Linked DNA regions of Mus musculus: region 1 is linked to region 2. A link is a loop called in an ENCODE intact Hi-C map of the cell type or tissue named here. Cell type or tissue: left cerebral cortex. All regions are shown on one strand.

Region 1 (2,500 bases), 300 kb before region 2:
TATAAACAAACTAAAAGATTAATTTAAGTTTTTCCTTTATGCTTTCTATGTAGTAATAAAAATTATAAGATGTATATAGCTATATAAGCATATACATAAGCCTTGAGTTTAATTAAATTGTGGCTCCCAGTAATATTTTAAAGGTACACATAAGGTCCTATATTTTAAAATATGTTAGGAAAAAAAAAAAAAACTTCCCCAAACAAAGTCAGTGAATGTCAAAGTCTTATCTGCAATGCTTTATGAATGACACCCCGGGAGTGACATAGTAACTACACAGTAGAAAGAGCATGCCTAGATACAAAATACTTTCCACACACCTTTGCATCTTTATTTGGAAAATCAAACAAAGCATTAACTTTCACAAAAAGCAATGGGCTCTTCTCGTTCATCCTCAACCCCCCCCCATGTCCTCTCCCTACAGCATGTAATATGATTCTCCATCCCTTTCAAATTCATGGCCTCATTTTTCTGTAATATTGCTACATGCAGATTTAAACACATAAATACACAAATAACACCAGGTTTGTCTGTTTAGTGGTGCTTGTAAGTACATGATTTCAGGGCTATACACATACCCGCACGGATATGCAGGTCCGAGTGCGTGTGCGCGTGCGCGCACGCACGCTCACACACAATAATTATGATACCAAAAAATGCCATTGATATTAGAAGCTGTCAATGGTCGTGTATATTTAAAAGCCACTAATTTGGTTATATTTGATCTAGTTGGGTTAAAATGCAAATGAACTAGAAAAGTATGATAGCCTCCAACAAAACAGGGAGAGTAACTCCTATGTGACAGGTAGCTTTTCCAGTTTAGTCTCAGTTTCCTGGATCAATACACGAAACTTGAGTCTGATAATGATGTTTTTTTAAGTCACACCTGAAGAAGTAAAGTTAAAGAAGGCAGCACTGTATGAGATTTTGATGGTTTTGCTGTTTAGACCATTTGGCTTATAGAAGAGGCATTTGTCTTCTGTACCGTCCCTTCCTAAGAGATAAATTTATGCATCATACGCTACATAATCAGAGGATTTTTTTTTTTTTTACTTTGAATCCTTATCAGGTATATTTCAAACTGAGTTAATGCTGTGCTTAGTACTCTGTAAGATTCCAAGGATTATTTGTTAGTAAAGTGCTGTTATTGATAAAAAATACAAAATCAACCCACCCACCCCAGGTCTCCTGAAAGAACAATATTTTAGGGTGAATGCAAGAGGGATTTCTGCCCTATATTTTGAGTACTTTCCTTTTATAAACCCTTGATTCACTAGACTACTCTAGAACAACCAATTTCCCCAGGTTGATGCTTTTACTGTATCCAGTAGACTTTAAGTCTCCTCTCCACCCCGTTTTTGATACTCTTCTACTAGCAGCTTTTTACCACCTTAAAAAGCACACCAGCAGATTTCTGAAAATCAGGAGTGGAAGCTTTCTCTTCATTATACTGTCCTGGTTTCCAGGAAAACTGCCAGTAGGAGGCAGCAATGCCTGCCTGTGGCAACAGCAGTGGCTCTGCTCTGCACAGTAGTTAGCTGCTCGCTTCATTCTTCTGTCATTATATAAGCAAGATGACACTGTTCTCTAATCCAGCCAAAGCTGATAAGTACCATCAACCTGTCACTTCCTACATTTCAAATTCTAACATCACAGCATCAAAGAGTTTTTACATTTCGATTTCTTTTGCTGGCAGCAGCCGGTAGCCTCTCATTCTCCCACGGTGTTCTAATGCTGCATTTGCACACCGGGGTTACTCCCAGACTGAATAGCAGGTCATCCCCTGCTCACTGAGCTCATCTGTGGCCCATGTGCTAGGCAATTTAGATCCAATCAGCCCTTATTTAGCTCAAGAGTAATGAGCAGCATAGTGACACAGACTTAAGCCTGACCCTCAGGACACTGCTCATCAAGCAGTAAAACTGTGACAAAATCATTCATCTTCCACCCGCTGGCAAGAAATAATACTCGCACTCACTGTATTACTTTTCAAGATAAAAAAAAAAAAGTCCTGAATTTTCATGATGTGAGACATTAATTTGCAGAAAGCTGAATTCCCTTAAACCCCCCTGTTGCTATGAGCTCACCAGGGGGAAATAGGCCTTAGGAGACTGAAATGGAATAAAGAAAATTGCTCCAGCTTTCTTTTCATTTTAAATAAGCCTTAAATCTGACAAGAGACATCCTAAAGAGAGAAAAATATGTATCTTGTAAGGTAAGGAAGAAACAATTGAAATTAAGAGTTTCAAATGCTAGTTTCACTCCCTACTTGTTCTCAATTTTGCTAAAATGTTAATAAATAAAATTTAAGAGAGCAACTACTCATTCTTCTTTACCAGGAAGACAACAAAGATAAGGATATTCCTTATAAACAATATGGTGGCAAAAGTAACCCAATATGCCAGAATAAAATGTGTGCTTGTATGTTCTCTGTAAAATACGTGTTAAAGACCACAGCTTTGGAGTGATAAAAGAACACAGTAAGCCCAGCCAGGTAGAT
Region 2 (2,500 bases):
TGAAAAAGTGATCACAGTTAACAAAGTATTTCTAACACAAGCCCTTGATTTGTTGTGTTGTGGTATGATGTGGCTTATGTAATTCCTATCAGGATTCACATCTTCAAGAGTTTCTCTAGATGATATACAATGGGTCATGGAAGGATTGCTGTGGAAAGAGCAAAGGAGCAAATGCCAGGTAAACACAAAGTGAGACACTGGATTGGGTTGTGGAACAGAGAGATTCATTGGAGAGGTGGAGACATTGAAAAGATCTGTAAATTTGTTAATACTACCATACAAATGTATAAATTCCTGATATTAGTAAGTATATAGGATCAGGCATCAGATATTTGTTGACATTAACGGGCCTGGGAAGAGTGCATAGAATGATATTTTTTGCAACTTTGCAAAGACTGAAATTACTCAATAAAAACTTCTTATGTATAAATGCAATCCAAATACATAACCAAAATAATTTCAGTTTTATTTTTTGTACATTGATACTCTCAGTGATTACTAGTAATTTATTTAAGTATAAAGGCATTTCTGTAAATATGGGCAATATTGAGCTTTGAATGTTTTAAAATGTTATATTAACATGTATCTGTACTTCAGAGGGGGCTTGCCCTCAGATTTCCCACGTACTTTCTGAATATTGCTTTAAAAGTGTTGTTCACTATATTTATGATACAACATATCACAAAAAGTTGGAAGGCTTTGCTCTATGAATCAACTCTTTTGAGGATATTTGCAGATAAGCATCTCAGTAAATCCTTGAAAATACTGTTTTAAATATTGCTTGGTATAAGAAAAATGCTATGTACAAATAAGAAATTGTCAAAAAAGCAAATTCAATTAGTTAAAGAGAAAGAGAGAGAGAGAGAGAGAGAGAGAGAGAGAGAGAGAGAGAGAGAGAAAGAAAGAAAGAAAGAAAGAAAGAGCTCCTCATATTTAAGTATGCACCTTGTCAGCTTCCTAGAACAAGCTCTCGCCTGCTTTACTGCCCTCTAGAGGTGGACTACAGGGAACTTAAGTCGTGGGATCCTAAATAGGAAATGCAGCTTGGAACTTTCTGTAGTTGGTGCAAATAAATGTGGTTTCTTCACATGTACATTATTTTAACGAAGTATCACACTCTTAAATTTTATATCATATTGCTTGACTGTTGTTGTAAGGCTTAATGTTTATTTTAGCTATGCCTGTCACACTAGCCTGGTGCCAAGTGTGTACACAAGACATAGCGGCCAAGGAAATTTCATCAATAGAAGTCTGTTCTCCAGATCTTTCCTCCCTTGCATGAAATCCTTCCGCCTCCACAATATCCAATCCTTCCTTAAGGCATCTAAGACTCTGTTTCTCTCTATTTCCTTTACAGAAAAGAAAAGAGACCAGAGGGCAGGGAATGGTTAAACTCTGCTTTAACATGTGCTGCACATGATGGGAGTTTGAACGTATTCACATCAACTTACTTCCACTTGCACACTCCCTTTTTGAGCTCCAGTGTTAGCACCACTGGCATGATGTTTGTATGGAATATCTTAATTAGCTTAAGAATCCTTAGATATATATGCATATATATATATATATCTTCGATTTTTTTAAACATCGCACTTTTATTAGAACTACTGAGAATTTATCTTCTCAAAATATCAAACAAATAGAATCTGTCAGGACTAACATGAAATATTTTAAATCATGTAAAACTTTTCTGAAATATTCTATGAATATTCAAAAAATATTCATTGCTTTTTTTTTTTTTTTAAGATTAGAAGTAGAGGCTAACCAGACTGACTAATGAGCTGAATGTTATTTTTAAGGAACATTTGCAATATGATCTTCAATTCTTAACATTATTGTTACTATAATTTTGTTTCTCTGAGCAGCACAAGCCCCTGTACAATGGGGAACTGAATGGTTTCAATAGCTAATGACTGAACTTCTCGCCTCCGGCTCGCCTTCACATTAGGCTGCAGTTTAAAGTGATTGACAGCCATTTCATAGTATCCTGCCAAAGAACTGGGGGCCAAAATCATCCAAATTATGGAGAGAAAATGCTCCTAATAGAAAAAAAATAAAGGCAGAAGTGAAATGACCAGTGTAGCTAGAACTAATTGGCCCCCTTCCTGGCAAAGGAGTGAGCATGCACAAGGACTGAATAATCTCTTGAATTTGGTGGCAGACCCTTGCAGGTTGGAACTACGAATTGGCAGGTTAGCATAAGGGGAGGCCATATCCCCCTAGTATGTGACACTTCTGTTCTGTGAATTTCCATTTTGTGGAGCTGTCAATCTGTGGCTTTTGTAAGCCTTAAAGTTTCTTTAGAAACAACATGACAAAAAAAAAAAAAAAAAAAAGAATGACTGTACCTCCTAAACTACCACATAAATCGGCTTGATTAGTAATCTCTATTAAGAGACACTGAGTTTTAAATAGACTGGGTATTTGAGATACAGAATGAAGGACTTGGCAGGACCAAATAGGGAAATCTGAACAGCATCTGCCCTGCCCTTTCCAAGCA

What was found. Hi-C counts contacts between places; a loop is a spot of excess contacts. Peaks named below come from ENCODE experiments on the same cell type or tissue, not always from the same donor. Only the 100,000 strongest peaks of a DNase experiment are listed, where the experiment ranks them.
Region 1: a loop joins it to region 2, with 2.6 times the contacts of the local background. A loop is called at or near these places in 3 of 42 quality-filtered maps.

What each region holds. Positions count from the first base shown.
Region 1 is chr4:24,544,073-24,546,572 of GRCm38, reverse strand. All of the region lies in intron 13 of Mms22l (MMS22-like, DNA repair protein), which reads right to left. Among named protein-coding and RNA genes, the nearest start is that of Mms22l, 49 kb to the right of the region's middle. In left cerebral cortex, a CTCF peak has its summit at 1,490 (motif pointing right); a DNase peak (open chromatin) is centred at 1,517; H3K4me3 peaks cover 455 bases; H3K27ac peaks cover 396 bases.
Region 2 is chr4:24,248,262-24,250,761 of GRCm38, reverse strand. The region is part of intron 1 of Gm27243 (a long non-coding RNA gene); the gene reads left to right. Among named protein-coding and RNA genes, the nearest start is that of Gm27243, 180 kb to the left of the region's middle. In left cerebral cortex, a CTCF peak has its summit at 1,003 (motif pointing left); a DNase peak (open chromatin) is centred at 1,002.